Linked DNA regions of Homo sapiens: all the other regions are linked to region 1. Evidence: chromatin loops called from intact Hi-C (ENCODE). Cell type or tissue: heart left ventricle. All regions are shown on one strand. Each heading gives the region's core, and the rest is flanking DNA. Links, peaks and the distances in the headings are about the cores only.

Evidence for each region. Hi-C counts contacts between places; a loop is a spot of excess contacts. Peaks named below come from ENCODE experiments on the same cell type or tissue, not always from the same donor. Only the 100,000 strongest peaks of a DNase experiment are listed, where the experiment ranks them.
Region 2: a loop joins it to region 1, with 2.4 times the contacts of the local background. A loop is called at or near these places in 3 of 110 quality-filtered maps.
Region 3: it touches region 1 in a loop (2.5-fold over the local background); 7 of 110 quality-filtered maps call a loop at or near these places.

What each region holds. Positions count from the first base shown.
Region 1 is chr2:8,216,684-8,223,521 of GRCh38, forward strand. The region is part of intron 7 of LINC00299 (long intergenic non-protein coding RNA 299); the gene reads right to left. Among named protein-coding and RNA genes, the nearest start is that of LINC00299, 110 kb to the right of the region's middle. In heart left ventricle, for the core only: a CTCF peak has its summit at 3,652; a DNase peak (open chromatin) is centred at 3,508; H3K27ac peaks cover 960 bases.
Region 2 is chr2:8,148,966-8,155,803 of GRCh38, forward strand. All of the region lies in intron 7 of LINC00299 (long intergenic non-protein coding RNA 299), which reads right to left. Among named protein-coding and RNA genes, the nearest start is that of LINC00298, 180 kb to the left of the region's middle. RefSeq lists enhancers at 899-1,399, 1,400-1,900, 4,308-4,357. In heart left ventricle, for the core only: no CTCF peak of the experiment used is centred there; no DNase peak of the experiment used is centred there; H3K27ac peaks cover 314 bases.
Region 3 is chr2:8,131,518-8,138,355 of GRCh38, forward strand. The region is part of intron 7 of LINC00299 (long intergenic non-protein coding RNA 299); the gene reads right to left. Among named protein-coding and RNA genes, the nearest start is that of LINC00298, 160 kb to the left of the region's middle. In heart left ventricle, for the core only: no CTCF peak of the experiment used is centred there; DNase peaks (open chromatin) are centred at 1,154, 2,970 and 3,714; H3K27ac peaks cover 3,588 bases.

The DNA.
Region 1 (6,838 bases), core at 1,248-6,247:
TACATTCGAACTAAAGCTTCCATCAAGGTAGGTAGGTTTGTTTTTTAATTCCTCTCAAAATAAACATGTGGCAGGGAAAGTGGTATTTTAAGCCAGAAAAAAAAAATATGTTTTAAACCAGAAAAAAAATATGTTAGCAAAGTTGTTTAATAATATTGGAAGCCTTACTCAAAAACAGGACTCAAAATTAAATCAGTAATACAATTGTACCCATAGTAAAAATGATTTACACACACTCACACATACACAGCTTAGTCAACTCTCTTCAAGAGACTAGAAATAAATAAACCAAAACATTCATTATGGTTGTTCCTTTCTTGACGGTGGGATCATAAATAACTTTTTCTTGGATTTTTTCATAGTTTTTCCGAACTTTTCACAGTAATATATGCCATGAGCATATATTACTTTTAAGATTTTTTTATTACAAAAAGAAACAAATAGGAGAGAAAAACAATAGCAGTCAAAAGACTAATAGCTCCTGAAAGCTTTTTAAACAAAAAGTGTGAGTAACAGTGTTGTCTGTTTGCTCCACTCCACTGCCATCCCTTGAACTGAAAATCTTTGATATTATGGGAATCCCATACACAGTAACGTCAGGACATTCCCATATTAACTTGGCAAACTCAATCAGATCCACAAAGACAGGATAGGTGGCTTTGGCTGAACACTTTCTAACAGTGCTGGGTAGATGGAGGTGTGCTGTCACAGCCTCAACACAGACAGACACAAACCATATACTCCTTGCCTGCGAACTACCCAGCTTGTTCCAATGGCTTACATTCTTTGGCCGTGTGTGATGTGGTCACAGTCACATGCCCTAGTGGGTCCCATGCGTCCTCATGGGTGGAGAGCAATGTCTGAAGCACACTCACACCAGCTGTGGGGAGCGTGCACTCTTCTCAAAGACTCACACGAAGGCTTCACACTAAAGAGGAACATGCTGTCAGAACAGCCACCACCATTCCCTGAGTGTTCTGTGCCTCTAGAAGGATGCAGACTCCGCTTGAATTGGCAGTCTCTCCAAGTCGTGAGGAATATCCATCCAGCCATGTGCCACGTGCTGAATTCATTTTTGTCCATGGAACAGCTGAGCCTCTTCAAGTTCCAGGAAGCAGTTAGTGGAGGGTTTCTCCCTCCAGCCCCTGCCCCCACTTCTATTTTAATGATAGGCATGGACAGAAGGAAGGCAAATTGACAAAGCCACCCCTTTGTCAAGGGAGAGAATAGCCACAATAACGTCCCTTTGCAAACTGCCTTGGTCTCCTGGCGTTAATGAATCTCATTAGGATGTGCAGGTGTGTGACCTCTGACTCCCAAGATTTTGATGAGTAGAACTCTTAGGGAGGCTATTTCATTTAGTGAAAGTGGATGCCCTAATCATTAATGTTATCCTGCCTTTTTGTTAGAATCAGAGTTCAGGAAAAGCAGCAAATCTAATGGGTGTTGTCTCTCATTATGCTGGCTTGGCTCGGCCTGGGTCAAGCGTCTGCACCCCACCACTCCCAAAGCAAGAGCTGTATAGATCAGTTCTCTCAAAATGATTTGTTCTATTAGCTAAAATTGAAACAATCAAGCTGAATGGGGTGGGGCAAATTATAATAGCCATATTTCTGAGATAAAACTATAAGATCACTAGGTCAAAATTGCCTGCAAGAGAGAGGGAACGTGAAAATCCAGTTCTGGCAAACATTCCTGGCACCCGTTTCTAGCTGCACCACTAGTTTTAGAGAGGAGCACAGATGCCAGGCGTGGTGGTTCACACCTGTAATCCAAGCACTTTGGGGGACTGAGGTGGGAGGATCGATTGAGGCCAAGAGTTCAAAACCAGTCTGGGCAACAAAGTGAGATCCTCTCTCAAAAAAAAAAAAAAAAAAATTCAACACAACGATTCTATACAACACACATTCTCTGTCCTTCTCATTTAGTGCTTGTCATTTACTCTCTTGACTTGCTAACCACCCTTCCTGAGTGTGTGTCCTTCCCATGAGAATAAGATCTAGCTTTTCTATCTGTGCTTCTGTATGCACCAAAATTACATGTGCATTGATCTTCTACATTAAATCTAAATGTGGATGAACACAAAGAACAAAATAATAAGTAGCACGGCTTCAGGGAAAGAGCACAGGCTTTGGAATCTGAAGACATGCAACAACTCACTGTATTTGCTACTCTGTGTGAAATTCAGATTCCTCATCTTTAAAATGGGATAATCATCCATATCTTGCAGGATTGTCGAGATTATTAGAGGTCACGAGTGTGTCACATGAAATGGTAGCTGTGACTATTACACTATTTTCCTCACTAGAAATAAAGCTTCTTTTCCTCAGGTAAAACTTTGCATCACGTATACAGCACAACTGTTTTTTTAATTTTTTTAAGTTTCTTGTTTATTATATAATAATTATTAAAACATTAAATAAAGACTTCATAAAATCCCTCTTCATCAGGATGCTGTGGGATGTGGTTACAGAAAGAAGTCTCCACCCTCTCGGAAGTTAGACTCTAATTGCAGAACCCAGACTAGCACATTACAGAAGCCCAAAAGCCAACGGTACCAACCTCTGCACCTTGCCCGATAACTGCTGGTCTCTTGAGTCGAATAAAGATAAGGACGGGAGGGTGTGGTGAGTGGTGGCAACTAGGAGAATGTGGGGTTTATTCTGTGGACTCCATCATCCAGGGCCCTAGATGACCTGGGTTTGTGAGCTGTGTGGGTGGACCGAGTCCGTAAATGAAGGAGAGAATGAAGGCAGGTGCTCAGTGGGCCCCAAGGGGCACGCAGGTGGTCCTTGAACAGCAATAGCAGGAGTATCGTTTTCAAGAAAGAAGGGTTTTAGATTTTGTAATGGGTATTTTGCCTGTTTGTCTGTTTGTTTGTTTATTTTTCCTGGGGCTAGTGGTGGGGATTATTTTACTTATTTCAGCCCCAAGAACCACACGGGGGACTCTTCCCGGTCAGCTCAGCTTGTTCAAAAAACTGTCTCCCAGGAAGGAAGTTGCCCATGAGCCTATTCCATGTCCCTCCTCCTGGCACGGAATGCTGGCAGCAACCATGACGAGGCCCTGAGCTGGTGTTGTGAACTCTAGGGATGAGTAATGGTGCCATCAAGGTGGGATTGCCCTGGCACTGTGCCTTGCCCAGCACAGGACCAGGAGGCCGGAAACCCGGTTCTGGTTCCAGCCCTGCCATCCACCACCATACCCAAGCTCCAGAACTGCCCTGGACCGGGCCATTTCTAACCCTCACAGAAGGCCCACACCACTCTTTGGAACATATGTGACGTGATGCCCACACACTTGGGTCTGAAATAAGGGAAGAAACGGCAACCACAGCTCTGATGTCTGCCTTCTCCCGTTAGCCTCTGGGGGAATCCCGACATCTCAGAGCAGGAAGGTCCTTTAGAGGCTCTGCAGATGAGGAGCTGCACCCGCTGGCCGGCCGCTCTGTGCCCAGTGGACAGGACAGTGGGCAGAGGAGGCGCCGTGCCAGGAGGCACAGCCGCTCCAGCAGGCTCCCGTGAAGTCATCGATGTTATATTTAACCTCATCACAGTTGGGCCAGCAGCCGGTGCACCAGACATAACTGGCTCCAGGACGTTCCCCACATAACTGAGCACAGTTCACAGGCTGGTTTAGGTCACCGTCTGGAGGCGCCAGAAAGAAGGCATCCTGGCACTGCAGAAACAGACAGCAGCCCATCCGTGTAGGAATAGATCCATTTAGGGAGCTGTGGCCGGGCACTGTACACCCAAGAATTCCATGAAGTAAAAAAAACTAAGGCTACAAAAAGAAGTTTCTCACAGTCTTCTTGTTAATAAGCAAAAGAACCCAAATGTGCACTCGGTTCTGTCACACTAATGCCAAGGGGCGATTTGCTTTGCTGTGTTTCATTCATTCACCCCAACTGTTTCATGGGCTGCTGTTGCCCTTAAATCCATTTTGGGATTCAGTACCCATAAGCTGCCAGAATTACAGTTCCTTCAAGGTGCTGTTTATACCCAGTCTACCTAAACAGGTTCTGTTCAGCTGAGCTTGTTTGGCCCGTGTGCCCTGACTATCTAATTGGCATTTGCCACATCAGAAGTGTGGGAAGTGCTCAGTGGAGGTGAGTGCAGAGCAGTGGCATTTATTTATCCCAACTTGGAGGTGCAGAGAAGAGCTCCTGGCTACAGAGGATGGACCAGGCTTTGGGATTAAGATTGAAACAGAGAGCAGGCATGGTGGCTTACGCTTTGGGAGGCCAAGGTGGGAGGATCGCTCAAGGCCAGGAGTTTGAGACCAGCCTGGGCAACATAAAAAGACCCTGTCTGTACCCCCCCCCCAAGAAAAGTTGCCAAGTTTACTGCTACACACCTGAGGTTGCAGCTACTCTAGAGGCTGAGACAGGAGGATTCCTTAAGCCCATGGAAGTCAAGGCTGCAATGAGCTATGATCATGTCACTGCACTCCAGCCTGGAAGAGAGCAAGACCCTGTCTCTAAAAACAAAATAAAACTAAAATTAAAAAAAAAACAAAAACAAAAAAAACAAACAAAAAAAATTGAAACAGAATGAGCAGGAGAGAGGGACTTTGGGCAGAGAGGAGAGCATGACTGGAGGGGGCTGGAGGGGCGAAGGGCCTGTAGTACTGCCATGCTGCTCAACCTCTTTGCAGTTCAACAGGAGAGCCCAGGCCCCAAGCCCTTCACCCCATGAACCAACCCAAGAAGAGCAAGCAAGTCAGGGCCCCATGGGGTCCCTTGCCCTCTGTGCACAGCCCACACTGTGCCCCTCCTGGACTCTCACCTTCTGGTCTCTCCTCCATTGCTGTTCAGATTCTGCTATTCATCAAAGACCAATTCCTGCGCTGCCTCTTCCCTGAGAAGCTCCCAGCTTCCCAGCAGTTGGAATCCATTTCCCACTGCGCTATGCGGGCCCTTTTAGCTCCCTGAGGGAAAAGGCACCTGGCTCAGCACTGTGGCTCCAGAAGCACCTTCCCACCTGGTCCCTGAGGCACAACAGATAATGCAGGAAAGTCCGCAGGAGTACCTGAACTAAACTCCAGGGCCGATGGAAGCAGCCAGTGACCGATGTGCAGGAAGGACAGGTTAGAATGTTTCACTGAGACATGAGGATTTGGCCTCATAGGAGAGGAGAGTGTGTCTAACAAAGCCTAGTGCCAAGTGGGAGGCAATATGGGGCAATGTGAGTGGCAATGTCCTTGGGAGTAGGACAGACCTGAGTGACTGCATCGTCCACCCCTATCTAGCTACAGAGGATTCTGGGAGGGCTAAATGGATAGTGTGTAAGAAAGGCATTCAGTACATTCTAAAGCACTCTGTAAATGTGAGCTAAAAGCCTGACAAACGTGAGCTGTAGAATCACTATTTCTCCTTTCCGTGTGGCTTCAGGTCATTGAGGTCTGAAGCTACAGATGGTTTTCTGAATCTGCACTCAGAGTTGGCTCATTAGAGGCCAAACAATGACTTAAGGGCTGGCCCTTCATGGGGGCAGTGGAAGGAGCTGGCCCTGGCAGGTAGTGCCCAGGGCTGCCTGGAGCCTCGTCCACGCGCCCTGTGCCTCCATCTCCCCGTCTCTCGTGAAGGCCTGGCCTGAGAGTTCACGGACCATCTCCAGATTACCAATCCCCTGTTCTACAACCTCCAGGATGAGAATCCCAGGGTCTCAGGGCTGCCACAAATACACAGGCCAGTGACACTGATGGCTTCTTTCTTTTCTCACTGCTCCTCTAGTTTCACAAGTTCTGTCCAACTGTCCCAAGAACAATGATTACCGACCATGTTTGTTTGTCCTGGCTGCCATAACAAAATACCACAAATGGGTGGCTTCAACAATAGAAATTTATTTTGCCACCATTCTGAAGGCTGGAAGTCCCTGATCAGGTTTGGTTTCTGGTGAGGTCTGACACCTTGTCTTATAGACAGCCACCTTCTCCCTGTGGCCCCACATGGCCTTTCCCCTGTGCATGCATGGAAAGAGAACCCCGGCGTCTCTTCTTCTTATGAGAACACCAGTCCTGGAGGATGAAGGTCCTACCCCTAACTCTTCATTTAACCTTTATTACCTCCTACAGGCCCTATCTCCAAACACAGCCATGTTGGGGGCTGGGACTTCAATGTATAAATTGCAAGGGACGCATCTAGGTCCACAGTAGTGACCAGACGCCAGCTCTCGTTTCCTCCATGCACAGCCATCAAAGCACACCAATGAGTCCTTCTTTCCTACCCTAGTGCACAATTCCACGTAGCAATGACCGTGGCTAGGCCCCTTTCTACAAATGCTGCAAAAGAAATCCAGGTGCGCTTCAGCAGTCTTTTCAGAAGACAGGAGTTGTGAGCTCAGGCTCCCTGCACAGGGTTTAAATAAAAAAGTACTAAATCAAGATGGGTGTTATCAAACAAACTCCATGTTCTCACCAGGAAACCTCCCTGGTGGGGAATTGAATAGAGGAAACTGCTTGTGTTCAAGCTGAGCCTCTGAATCACAGGGCCGTTATCACACCCACTAAAATCCCTATTGTGCTTTGGACAAGAATCGGGGACATGCACAGCAGGGGCCTGGAAGGATTCCACTGGGATACTTTACCAGGCCCCAAGGGCCTCCCTGTCCGCCTCCCTTTGAAACACTATTAGGAGACTGGGGCATTTCCAAATGTGACCGACCCATGTTTTCAATCATGTTAATCACATTAAATCCACAAACACAAACTCCACCTCCCTCTGTGTGCCAGGCTCTGAGCTAGACTCTGGGGAGCCCTCGAAAAGCCCTGAAGGCTTCTTGGAGGGAGAAGAAACTCACCAGAGCTGAGACTTTTTAAAGCATCAAACCACATGAGC
Region 2 (6,838 bases), core at 981-5,980, 68 kb before region 1:
CCTAAGCCTGTTCCCAAGCTTCCAAAAGAGCACCAACTCACCGTATGGTTAACAAACCTAGGTTTGAATCCTACCTCTGTCACTTATTAAGTCAATATTCTTGGACAAGTTCTTTACTCTCTCCAAGTTTGGTTCCATCCCTACAATGGGGCTGATCAGAGCACTGACCTGGGATGGTCACCGTGGGGACTCAGGAATGATGCACGTGTGGAATGCAGCCCAGCACCTGGCATGGGGCATACACAGCAGATGACAAACACCATTCCAAAAGACAATTACTGCTTCATCATTAACGTCTCCTCACCAAAACCTTTTCTAGGAAACATGCCTAACCAAGGCAAGCTCCTCCTTCTGAGTTTATATATACCTGGCCGGGCATGGTGACACACACCTGTAATCCCAGCACTTTGAGAGGCAGAGGCAGGCAGATCACTTGAGGTCAGGAGTTCGGGACCAGCCTGGCCAACATGGCAAAACCCCATCTCTACTAAAAACACAAAAATTAACCAGGTATGCTGGCACATGCCTGTAATCTCAGCTACTTGGGTGGCTGAGGTGAAGAATCACTCACACCTGGGAGGTGGAGGTTGCAGTGAGCCGAGATTTTGCCACTGCACTTCAGCCTGGGTGGCAGCAGAAAGAGACTCTGTCAAAAAAAAAATAGTCTATATATACCTGTGGGCTGCAGAAGAGTCAGGAATCCCAAAGGCTGGCTCCAGTGGGAACCTGTCTAGCTGGACCTTCCTTGCTCACCCCATGCCCGGTGTTCAGCAGCCCACTTTGCCCCAGGACACCACCCCTGAGTGAAGCCCTCCACATGCTGTCTCCGTACAGTGCTCAGTCACCTGTGGAGATCCATTCTTTCCATATGAAAGTGTGGCCCAGCTGGAGTCTCCACCGTGGTGTCTGTGGGACTGTGTCAAATCTGGTTACCACTGCCCTCGTTCTGCTAGAGACAACTATACCTTAATCACCCCGTGTTTGTTCCAGGAGGAAAATCCTGGAACTGATCTTCTATGGGGTACTAACTTTTCTCAGTCTTCTGTAGGAGATTAAGTGATTCTGTCTTCTGAGCTCTGACATCATTTCAAATGTATGAACATTGGCCTGAAGCTTAATAAATTTCAGCCATCGTATATTCTTAGCTTTTGCTTGGGCTGGCGTTCCTCTGCTTAACAAAAAACAGTCATGAGCCAGATGAAAGCAATTTTCCCACATGGCACCTTCATCTTATTTTCCAGTCTCTGAGTAAAAGACCGCACCTCTCACCTTGCAGCTATCACAGAACATGGGAACATTGCCGTCTGCATGCCTCTCACAGGAAATCATGCACATTCCCCAAATTCCCCACAGGACCCAGGGCCTCCCTGCTCCTGCCCCACACTGTGCAGAGCACATCCGTGCGGAGGTGTGGAAGACTAGCCAGGCCAGAGACCAGCAAAGGTGGCTGTGTGGCTAGGGGCTGGCCTCCCTCAACACTGGACGAATTGACGTTGAGCACGTACTAAGTCTAAGGAAATCCAGCTGCATGCTGGATTTATAGCTGTGTACAAGACAAGTATCAGCCCTCCTGGTCTTACTTTTTGGGGAATGCACAATTAATCACTTACATCGCAATTGTGACACTTGCTACAAAGGAGAAGGGCAGGCTGTGAGCAAACGCAAAACAGGGGGACTGGATGTAGTCAGGAGGTCGTTAAACGCTGCCCTAGAAAGTGAAATTTTTAGTTGAAATCTAAAGAGTGATTAAGATTGAGTTTGGTGGAAAAGAATCCAGAGAACTTTATAGGCTGAGTTGAAAAAGATGTGGGGCAGGCCAGAGGCAGTGGAAGCCCACTGTAGTCCAGAAACTGAAAAAAGTGCCCAGTGGCCGAGATACGCAAAGCAGGGAGGAGAGAGGCTCAGGCTGGGGCGCCGGGCAAAAGCCAGCACTGGCAAGGCCCTGCAGAACACATGCATAAGTTTCAATTTTATCCTGTAAGACAAGGGAAGCCACTGAAGTTTAGGCAAAGGGGTGAAAAGAGCAGGTATCTCTTCTAAAAGGCTATTTTGCCCTATGGAAAAGAGAGTTGTGGGAGGCAGAAGCAGATGAGATTCAAACAAAACCTTATCCACCCACGTTCATAGCAGTCCTACTCACAACAGCCAGAAGGTGGGAAAAACCCAAATGTTCATCAATCCATGAATGGACAAACAAAATGTGGCATATCCATGCAATGGAATATTACTCAGACATAAAAAGAAATACAGCACTAATACATGCTGCATGAACCTTGAGACTATTATGTTCAATGAAAGAAGCCAGATATGAAAGCCCACATATCATATCACTCCATTTACATGCCACACCCGGAACAGGCAAATCCACAGACAGAAAGCCGATTTGTGATTGCCAGAGGCCGAGGAGACAGAAGAATGGTGAGTGGTGACTTAATGAGTATGGGCTTGAAATATAGGATGATGAAAATTCGGAAACTAGAGAACGGTGATGGTTATACAACACTGTGAGTGCGCTTAAGGCATCACTGAACTCTACACTTCAACACAGTTAAAACAGTAACCTTGGCCGGGCGCAGTGGCTCATGCCTGTAATCCCAGCACTTTGGGAGGCCGAGGCAGGCAGATCATGAGGTCAGGAGATTGAGACCATCCTGGCTAACACGGTGAAACCCTGTCTCTACTGAAAATACAAAAAAAATTAGCCAGGCATGGTGGTGGGTGCCTGTAGTCCCAGCTACTTGGGAGGCTGAGGCAGGAGAATGGCCTGAACCCAGGAGGTGGAGGATGCAGTAAGCCAAGATCACGCCACTGCACTCCAGGCTGGGCAACAGAGCGAGAATCCAACTTAAAACAAAACAAAACAAAACAAAACAAAACGGTAATCTTTACGTTATGTATATTTTACTGCAATAAGAAAAAAGAGCGAATAAGAAAAGAGCAATGAGAAGGTTATTGTAGTGATATAGGCAAAAGTTGAATGCAGCTAAGCTGAGGATGTTAGCAGGGGTAGTCTTAACCACTGGGAGATGGACCAGGTATCAACTTGGAAGGCTGGGTTTTTGTCAAGTTGCGGCTACAACATACAATAGCAGGAAGCCCAGGAAGCTGGACAGCCAGCCTCAGAAGGTCAGCAACAGGAGGAGAGCAGGTTTCCTGTCAGGACAGGAAACTCAGGCAAGTGCAGAATGCAGAGGGGCTGAGTGGAATCCTGGCCAAAGCAAGGGGCCAAGCTGTGCAATCTCAGATGATGCTTGCTATGTCAGAATGCATCCTCATATCACCAGATCTCCTGAGAAGCTCAAAATAAAGATTTTTATATGAAATTTCCCAACCATTAAAGGTAGCAACTCATTCAAAAACTTTGAAACATGTGTAGACCATATAAAACATATCTTACTGGGACTGCCAGTTTGCAAGCTGTAACTTAACACACTCTTAAACATGGCATCAAACCAGGCTGCTGACCTCCAAGAAGTTTACCATTTAATTTGGCAGATAAGCAATTTATCTAAAATAAGAAGATACATGGCAAACAAGGCCATAGGGATCAGTGTCAGATGAGTGGGTCGAGCCTGTGCTTTGTATGCTACATGCCAAGGGAGGAGAGACTAGAGAGTTGACAAAGGATCAAGGACAGCAGAAGCTTCCCAGAGAGAGAGAGAGATGGTGTAAGTCAAAGGAGCAAGCACACCCATGCAAACACAGACACAGAAACCTGGGTTGCATACAAGGAGGGGCGTATACAAGGAGAGAACCAAGGCAGAAACTCTCATGCAAGGCATGAGACAGAGACCCAGGGTCTGGGATGGGCATACAAGGATTGACCCCAAGGAACAAGGCAAGAAATGAGTGACTGAAACCAGGTCAGAGTAGCCGGGGCAGCCCAAGGATGAACCCCTCTCTTCTGCTTGCCCCGTCTTCACCCCACGGGTGCGGGAGGGGATCCTGCCCTAGGGTTCCGAGAATCATCAAACACAAGACACATGACCCAGGAAAGATGAGGCATACAGTTGTTTACTGGCCATGTTTACTCACTGCCTGGGGAGGAGGACACTGCAGGCCATACAGGGCCGGCATTTGGGAGCCCAGTGAGCAACCAGAGGAAGCGGGAGGCAGGCTTTATAGTACCAAGAGTGTGGGGTCCCCCTGGTCCTCAGGGGAGGGTGAGATCGGCTTGTTTGAATGATGTGGTGAGCTAGCAGGAAGTGAAACCTGTTAGGCTGAGGATGGGGTGAGTGCAGCCAGTCCATCCGATACTGCCTCTAGCTGGGTTGGGAGGCCCTCCCATCCATTGGGAGAGTTTCTGGCAAAAGCAGGGGAAGTCAGAGCTAGGACTTTGGGGTCCTCTGAGGTTCAAATATGTCAGGGCAGCACTAAGACATTTAGGCCTTACAGTACACCCTCTCAGAACCATCTTCTCAAGCACAGTGAGACAATGTCACTCCCTGATTAAGACGTCCACTCCCTTTGCAGGTGGAAATCAAGCTCCTTAGAAAAGCACTGTGCAGTTACGCCGCTTGTCCACTCCTGCTCCAACATGCCCCAGGCTCTGTGTCCACACTGCAACCTCTCTGATCCTCCCCGGTCTAGGTCAGGCCTGGCGTGTCCCAGAGGCACAGCAGTGAGAAAGCCAGGGACACCTATTCTCTGGCCTCCCTTGCTCCCTACCATCCCCACATCTGGACATCCCGGTGAGCCGTGTTGGTGTCATTGTTGTAAGAGTTGCCCGTCTGTGAATACTGCACTTCAATGTTTACGGAATCCACTCACAATATATTACTGCATTTCTTCTACTCAGCAATCCTTAAAGTGGATATTATTAACTCCATCTCACAGATGAGAAAATTGGGTTCAGAGAGGTTAATTAATTTGCTTAAGATCCAACTGTGAACAAATATCAGACCAAAATTTGAAATGCAAGTCTTTGGCCTGAAAGTCCAATATTGTTTCCCTAATACCACCACTTCCATTCTAGAAAAATAGCTCTCCACATCTCCATCCTCTTCCCAATAAAATCTCCCTTCAGTCAGAGGGACAAAGTGCTCCAAAATATATTCATGAAAAGCAGTCCTTCCAGCTCTTAACAAATCATCTAGCATTTGGCCATACATTCCATTAGGTCCTTAATTGGAAAATGTCACAGACTGTTCCCCAATTATTTCTTTTGTAAGGTCTCCAAGCTAGAAGCAAATCTTCTTGAGTTCAGGGACTACATTATAAGATATTGCATATATATATATATATATATATATATATATATATATGCACAAATATGTGTAGAAGTGTGTGTGTCCTGGTCCCTTTAATCCCCTAAATATGTGTCCTGTTGATAAACACATTGTAGGCCTGTGATAAATGCTTGTTGCAGTGAAAATAAAATTCATCTGAGTTCACTTAAATTTCACAAATAACACTTCTACAGGCCATTTAACGCTTTGGGGAGAGCCAAACCTCGTAACTCCAAAATGAATGAGTGTCTATAAGCTAGTAGCCATCCTCAGGAAAGGAAAGGTTCGCTTAGGGAAATGACTCACCCCCAACCTGGGTGATGAACTGAGATCAACTGAGTTCCTGTGGAACATGAGTGCACACTGAATGGAAGTCAATTGCAGTTCGTTTTCAAACGTCGTATCAACTGCTCCAACTCCCGTTTTCATAGAAGACAAAGGGGAAGTAAGGTCTGTTAGGAGCCAGGGTTGCTGAACCATTCATCCCTTCCACCCTAACATCTTGTCTCTGGGGACTCACAGGGATGAGCTAGAGTATTTGTCCATGTGGGCCAAGGAGAGATTGGTTATCAAAGCTGGACATGCCCTATCCAGCCCACACCACCATGGCTGGTATCATGAAGGGGGCCACAGTTGGAGTTGGAGGAGGAGAGAGGTATGTGAAAGCAAGCAAGCAATGTAAGACAAAATTAAAGGAAAGGGATTTAGGAAGCCACAAATGAGTTCCCAGATAAGTAGCTGTAGGTGGAGGTAAGTAGACGAGTTGCCAAGAGCCTTGATGAAGTTCACACACACCAGTGCTCTTCTTGTCCTGCACTTGGCGGGTCGTTCATCATGAAGGTCACACCACTGATTGTGTCATGCAAACAGGAACAGATGCACACATTGGGGTTTTCAAGTCTATCCCAAAAATCAACAGACTGCAAGGCACCAAGCGAGTCATATCGGTTCTGTGACTCAGTTCCTCAGCTTTACAGTGGAAACAATGACTATATCACAGGAGTCTTGTAAGACTGAAACAAAATGATACACGTAACAGTGCTCAGAATACTAGTTGAATGAGAATGTGATATGGTTTGGCTATGTCCCCACCCAAATCTCACCTCAAATTGTAATAATCCCCATATGTCAAGGGTGGGGCCAGCTGGAGATAATTGAATCATGGTGACGGTTTCTCCCATTCTGTTCTCATGGTAATGAATAAGTCTCACAAGATCTGATGGTTTTATAAAGGCGAGTTCCCCTGCACAGTTCTCTCTTGCCTATCACCATGTATGATATCTCTTTGCTCTTCCTTAGTCTTCTGCCATGATTGTGAGGCCTCCCCAGACATGCTGAACTGTGAGTCCATTAAACCTCTTTCCTTTATAGATTGCCCAGTCTCAGGTGTGTCTTTATTAGGAGCTTGAGAACAGACTAATACAGTATGTGTGGATGTGGCTGAAAGAGGTGTGTTTATTGAATGAAAATAATAATAATCCACATTTTTGAACACCTGACTAGGTGTTTGGCTTACCTAAAGAGCTTTACACGTATTCTCTACTTCCCCCTTCACAAAATAAATCTATGAGGAAGGAAATTTTATTATCCCCATTTTATAGATGAGAAAT
Region 3 (6,838 bases), core at 698-5,697, 86 kb before region 1:
AATAGCAAAGACTTGGAACCAACCCAAATGTCCAACAATGATAGACTAGATTAAGAAAATGTGGCACATAAACACCATGGAATACTATGCAGCCATAAAAAAGGTGAGTTCATGTCCTTCGTAGGGACATGGATGAAACTGGAAATCATCATTCCCAGTAAACTATCGCAAGGACAAAAAACCAAACACCGCATGTTCTCACTCATAGATGGGAATTGAACAATGAGAACACATGGACACAGGAAGGGGAACATCACACTCTGGGGACTGTTGTGCGGTGGGGGGAGGGGGGAGGGATAGCATTAGGAGATATACCTAATGCTAAATGACGAGTTAATGGGTGCAGCACATTGACATGGCACATGTATACATATGTAACTAACCTGCACATTGTGTACATGTACCCTAAAACTTAAAGTATAATAATAATAATAAAAAAATAAGAGAAAAAAAAATTTTTACATCAGCATCTCTCAAAGTACAGTTCTTGGAACACTTGTCCTCAAGGTGATCCATGGAGAAAGAGCCTCGGCCAAATGAACTTGGGGATGTCAAGGCTCTTCAGTGCAGTTCTCTGGTTAACTTTTCTCACCCCAACATTTCCCATACTCTGGCTGCAGCATCCTTCTAGCCTGAATATGCATATGTCTGGAAGGTACTTTGAAAAACAAGAAAACAGTGCTCCAGAACAGAGGTCTGCACACCTTTTCTGTAAAGAGCCAGATCGTAAATATTCAGGCTCTGCAGGCCACATAGGGTCTCTGTCTTGTATTCGTTTGTTTGCATTGGTTTGTGCAAAAACAGGCTGAGGTGCAGATTTGGCCACAGGCTGTAGTCATTTGTCGATCCAGCTCTAGAATATTTTCCCCTTGACAACCAGTTGCCAGGCTGCAATTGAGTCACAGTGTCTCCTAACATCGCCGTGGAGCTACCCTTGACAATCGCTCACTCCTGTCCTTTTGGAAGCCTAGCAGCACTTCCTCTGCAATCCCAGGCAAATGCTAAATAATAGTAAGCATTATTCCAGATGCCAAACCGCACCTGGTTTTGGTCACTTGGTGTGCATCGTCAGCACTATTGTGCATGTGCTGTCACGCGAGCTCTCTAAGGGAGCCGCTGGGGAAGGCTGTCCTCAGACCCAGCCATGCAGCTGCAGACGTTTGTGTGCTCCTGTGGGATGGCTAGCAGGCTGGCCGGTCTGAACCGTGGCTGCATCAAACCGATTTTGCAACAACCCTGATGTACAGGGCAGGGAGCCACACGCCAGGGCCACCTGCTCTAAGCAACATCCCTGGCTGTGACCAGCTGCTCCCCCAAGTCCTGGCTGTGGGTTTTTTCCCATAGAGTCATGTCCAGTTAAGGGATATAGAATGAAAAACACCTGGATTCACATACTATTTGTGTGGTCTTGAGCATGTTAATAAACCTCTTTAAACCTTAGTCCCTTGACCCCAAATGTGGTACCACCACCTCCTTTGCTGTGTTGCTGGATGCGGCCGCGAGGCAGGGTGGAAAACGCCCTGGAGGCCCAGGAAGCGCCTCTCACCTCTCCCTTTCCCATGGACAGCCCACTCTTCTCGGGAACAGCTCCCCCTCGCCCAGGATGTGGGGCAGAGTGGGACACGCCCAGCCTGCCTGCTCTTCTGAGACAGCCGCATTGAAAGAGTACAACAAAAAATAATATAAAACAACAAAGAGGAATGTGTGGGGCTGGGGAGGTGTAAGGAGTGATTGAGTTTAGCCCAGGAGCTGGGGAAGATTTCACAGGAGACATCTGAGCTAGAATCCGGGGGTACTCAGATTTGAGCAGTGGGGAATGGAGGAAACAGATTTGGGGCAGACAGAGCAATGGGAGCAGGACATAGCACCCGCCCGCCAGGTTTCCCCCCATGGACACACAGCTGATCCCACTGGAACATCCAAGCCCAGCCTCTCTCATACCCAGGATCCTTTTCCTCAGCCAGACAGTGAAGCCACAGAACAAAGCTCATTTTGCCAAAATGGACCGCCAATGTGTCCACGGCTTGTCTCCCCGTTTAGAACACAGCCCCCGGGGGCGCTCTTCCCCACGGTGCGCAGAATGCTGCCTCTACTCTTGCCTGCATGCTCAGACTTCAAACGGGGCTGTGAAAATAAATCTAATGACAGGTAAAACTGGTTTATCACAGGAAACTCTAGAATTTCACGTCTTAAATAGATCACCCTTCTGCTGAATTCTGCATTTCTGAAATGTAGTAAGAACACTTTCTTCTCTAGCACTCTGCTACACTTATTAAAAATTTTATTTAAACCTCAAGGTACCCTATTTTCCTCATTTACAGTTGAAAAAAAAATCAAGTTTCAGTTAATTCAGTGGCATGTCCAAGGACACACTGCTAGTTGGAGGACGAATGAACGATACCCTAGCAATACCTCAGTGGAGCTTCAAGTTACTATATTGAACACACATCGCTGAGAATCTGAACTCCAAAGCAGCAAGGCAAACCCAAATTCAGACTTTTGTTTTTCTTCTTCCTATAATCTCCTTCATGGTTTGCTGTATTTCTCTGCTGCCTCCCTCCTGCCTCCCGCCAGCTTCAGACACACACACACACACGCACACACACACACACACAGAGGATTCAAAATATTAAAGACACAGCCAATTAAGACGTGGTTTTTTTTTATATGAGGAAGCAAAAGGAAAAGCAAGACGTCCCCCAGCATCTGTTTTCTGCCCCTTATCCAGAGGAATATGCCCATTTGTACTGTGACGCCAAGTGCAGTTCGTTTCCTGCTTTGAAACCTACCAGGGAGAAAACGGCCTTCATGACCTTCAACGAGTGTCATTCCTGGTAATTTCCCTGGAATTTTTGTGTCCTTACAAATTTTTCCTATTACAAAATCTTGTACAGAACTGTGCCATCCTGAGAGTGGATGGGTCCCCACCACCCCACCCACTGGTGTCCTGAATCGCCCTGGCGCCGTCAGCGGCTCTTGGTTTTGTGGACAATCTTCCCCCAGCTTCCTTGCAAGCTCTCTGCAGTACCCACCCAAGGGACTATGCATGAACTGAGGGACAGCGACTTGGGCTCTCTCTCAGACAAGGCTCTCTCTCTGAAAAGGGGGCAGGGCCCCCTCCTTGGTGCCCCCTAGATGGTTATAAATGCCCTTGGCATTTGTTTACCCACACTAGACAGTAACCAACATTCAGATAAATGAAGTTGGCGCCTCCAGGATTTATGACCTCCTCCTGTGCTTTGCATTGTTTAATCAGGAAGTCAACATATTACAGAGTGAAATCCTTTACAAGCATGTGCAAACACAGAGCCACCATTAGCGCTGAGGCAGGCCTTGGGGTGGAATGGACCTCCAGCCTCTCACCATCTCGGAAAGGAATACGCAGCCGGCGTCACTCACTGGCTGGCGAACAGCACCAGGGTTCTTTTTTCCTTTGTATTTACTTTTTTCCTTTTTTAAGATTCTCATTTTGAAGAGGAAAGGTGATGAACAGGAACATATGATGGGGCCCTGTCTCTAGACACTCCCCTCCCAGAGAGCCAGGAATTAGGGAAGGTAAATTAGGGTCAGGAAAGGTGGTGGAGTTTAGTGTGTTTGGACAAGGCTGGGAGCATGTGGGGAATCAGCGTGAGGCATCCCACCTGGAGGAGGAGGCCAGGCTGCAGCCCCCGTGCCATAAGCCCGGCTCCACGAAGTCTAGCCAACATCTGGAATGGATATCAAGAGACACAGGCGGCCCTCACTGGCGCGCCGGTCTACCTTTGTACTTTTCGTTGCAAATTGAAAAGCAAAACAGACATCAAGGATATATTTATAAAACTGTCTTCAAGTTGCATTTTCTACTCCCATCTGCTGCATATGATAAGTTTCAAGTGTTTTCTAATAAAAAAAAAAAAAAAAAGGAGGGTGTGGTGGGGTGGAAGGAAGCCTGGGTGTGCGCGTGTGTGCCTGAACGCATGCTCCTTATTTGGTGTGGAGACTGAGCTTTCTCTGGCTTTGTTGAAAAGGAGAAGTTAAAACATGCAGTCTCTGAAGGCATTACTGTTTTAAAATGTTCTGATCATTTGCATGTCATGCTTATTCAAAAAATTTGCATTGGATCACATTAAAGAAAAGGAGGGTATATTTCTGAAATTCGTAAACTCCTTGCTTTAGTGGAGAAGGTTAGTGGGGGAAAGAAGCACATCTTTTTGTTGTTAAGTTTTTGGAGAAAAGAGAAACGTGGAGGCGTGAGATGGTGGAGTGAGATATTTAGGAAAAAATAATACAGCAAAAGATAGAGGTACATCAGGCAGATCCAAGAAAATTGAGGTTTTCTACATTTAGGTAAAGATGTGAATCCAGATGTGACTTGTTGATCTTCATGAACAAAGCTGGATCCACCACCATCAGCCACATTTAGTGCAGAGTTGGGCAGTTCAGAGACTAGCCATGGCCAAAACTAGACCTTTATTTTTCAGTTAATACAAAATGGGAGGAAAGAACTAGGAGAGAGGGACTCTAAAATTTTTCTTTTACCACTAGGCCATGCTAAAACACGATTAGCAAAGTAATAAATCACGAGCCAACAACCCAGATAATTCAGGATTTATTAAAACAAGTGAAGCCAGGCACGGTGGCTTTGGCTTATAATCTCAGCACATTGTGAGACCAAGGCAGGAGGATTGCTTGAGGCCAGGAGTCCAAGACCAGCCTGGACAAAATAGCAAGACCCCATCTCTACAACTTTTTTTTTAAAATTAGCCAAGCATGGTGCTGCAGCCCATAGTCCCAGCTACTTGGGAGACTGAGGCAGGAAGATCACTTGAGCCAGGAGTTCAAGACGGTCATGAGCTATGATTGTACTACTGCACTGCAGCCTGGGCAACAGAGTGAGATCCTGTCTCAAAAAGAAACAAAAAAAATGAGCCTAAACATCTGGATGTGGATAAGTAAATGTAAGGTGTTCTCCATGTTTCCATTAGCTGAATATCCTTCCAATTTGTCACTTTGAAGATGACAGTCCATCTGGAATATTAGAGGAAAGGCTGGATGCCCCGTTGATCTACTGATTGCTCCTCAACCCGTATTTCTACTGGTGATTTTCTCTATGTCCATATGCAGGTGAGCTTCTACTGATCTGGAAATGCCATGTCCTTCACTGACACACTGGACAAGAAGACCATCAGTCATATGCACTTGACTTCTCAGAAAACATGAGGGCTGCCTCCTGATTGCAGCCAGCAGAAAGTGGTAGAAAGAAGAAGACTTTGAAATGAGACAGACATGAGGTCAAATCTGGGCTCCCCCAGTTACTGCCATGTAACCTTGGACCAGTTACTTAAGCTGTTTAATTCTCATCTGGCAAATGAACCTAATAAGAAGTATCTCCTAGGGTGGGTAGAATTCATGGTTTAACGTTTGTAAAATGTTGAAAGAGCACTTTTAGTAGGACTTAGTTTCGAATACATAATTTTACTGTTCTGTGTTGCTAGTTCAATAAGCACTGTGCACGCCCCTCTCAGCCCCAGCTTACCCATGGCAGACGTCCTAATCCATCCCTGCACACCTTCCCACTGAGTGAGGTCTCAGCCTAAGGACCCTTTTCATCGAAGCCCTCCATACACCCACTACCAAGTGATCCGACTCATCACACCAAGCTAAATCTATTTGTTATCTTGACCCTGCCTGATTCAGACCCTCCTGTTAGCAGACAGGAGGCAGTTAGTGGCATCTGTTGAATGCCTCCTACGTATCTCGTGCCCATGACAAGTGCTTTCCATTTGACTGGGCTACTTTTCTCTTCTATTGGTAAGAGGCGAAAGGCACCTGAATTCCTGAGCTCTTCAACTGAATGCTGTTTCTCGTTGACATTTCTTCAGGTTTATTTCCTTATGTAAGAGCCTTGACTTGGGCATGAAACCTGCTAGCAGGCCTGAAGAAGGCACAGAGACGTGCTAAGAATCTGCATGATCAATGTGAGTCCTCACAGCTAAAGGGACCAAGCCATACACTTCCATGCAAAAAGTATTTAAATTTGGGTACTGAATTATTTTCTAAAGTAATACATGCCTTAGCTAAAAATATATGGCTATATTTCTTTGAGATACAGTGTAGAACTCTACTTCCACATAGAAAAGAAAAATCTACAATCATAAAATATGACTTCACCTTTCCTTTTCTCTGTAAGGTGAAAGCTGGCAGCATTCAGAAGTCTGTGGCTTGACAGGGTGAATGGAAGTCTCAGGTCATTCTGCAGCCCAGTCCCCTGACATCTACCCTCCACAAGCACAGAAGCCGCACAGGCTGGAGAGACTCCTGGCAGACCAGCGTTCATGAGACCCCTCTCTGTCTCTCCACAGAGACTAAACAGAGAAGCCAGCAGACCACTCCAGCAGGAGACCACATTGCACAGTCAGCTCCTTGGGCTTTGTTTATCTAAAGAGAAGGAAGCTGATCAGTAAAGAGGAAGAGCACACACCGAAGCTCCTAGTGCTGGTGATGAATCCAGACCCCACGCAGAAACCGCTGAGTGTGCAATGTGCCTCTGTTTCCTGCTGCATAAGAAGGGATGATGATAGTACTGACTTCATGGATTTGTTGGGAGAATTTAAGGAGATGAAACCTGCGAGGCACCTAGGACAGCACCTGACACTTAGGTTTACTCCAGTAATATGGGCGCACCTTACAACTATGGCCTTCGCCATTCCAGGGGCCTGCATCAGGAGCCACACTCCAGCACCCACCCCCACAGGTGAGGGGACTCCGCCCAAATGCTCACCACTCACTTCAGAAGCAAACTCAGGAAGAAATCCAAACCCCACCCACAACCGTGGTGATTTTTAAAGGTTCCATACCT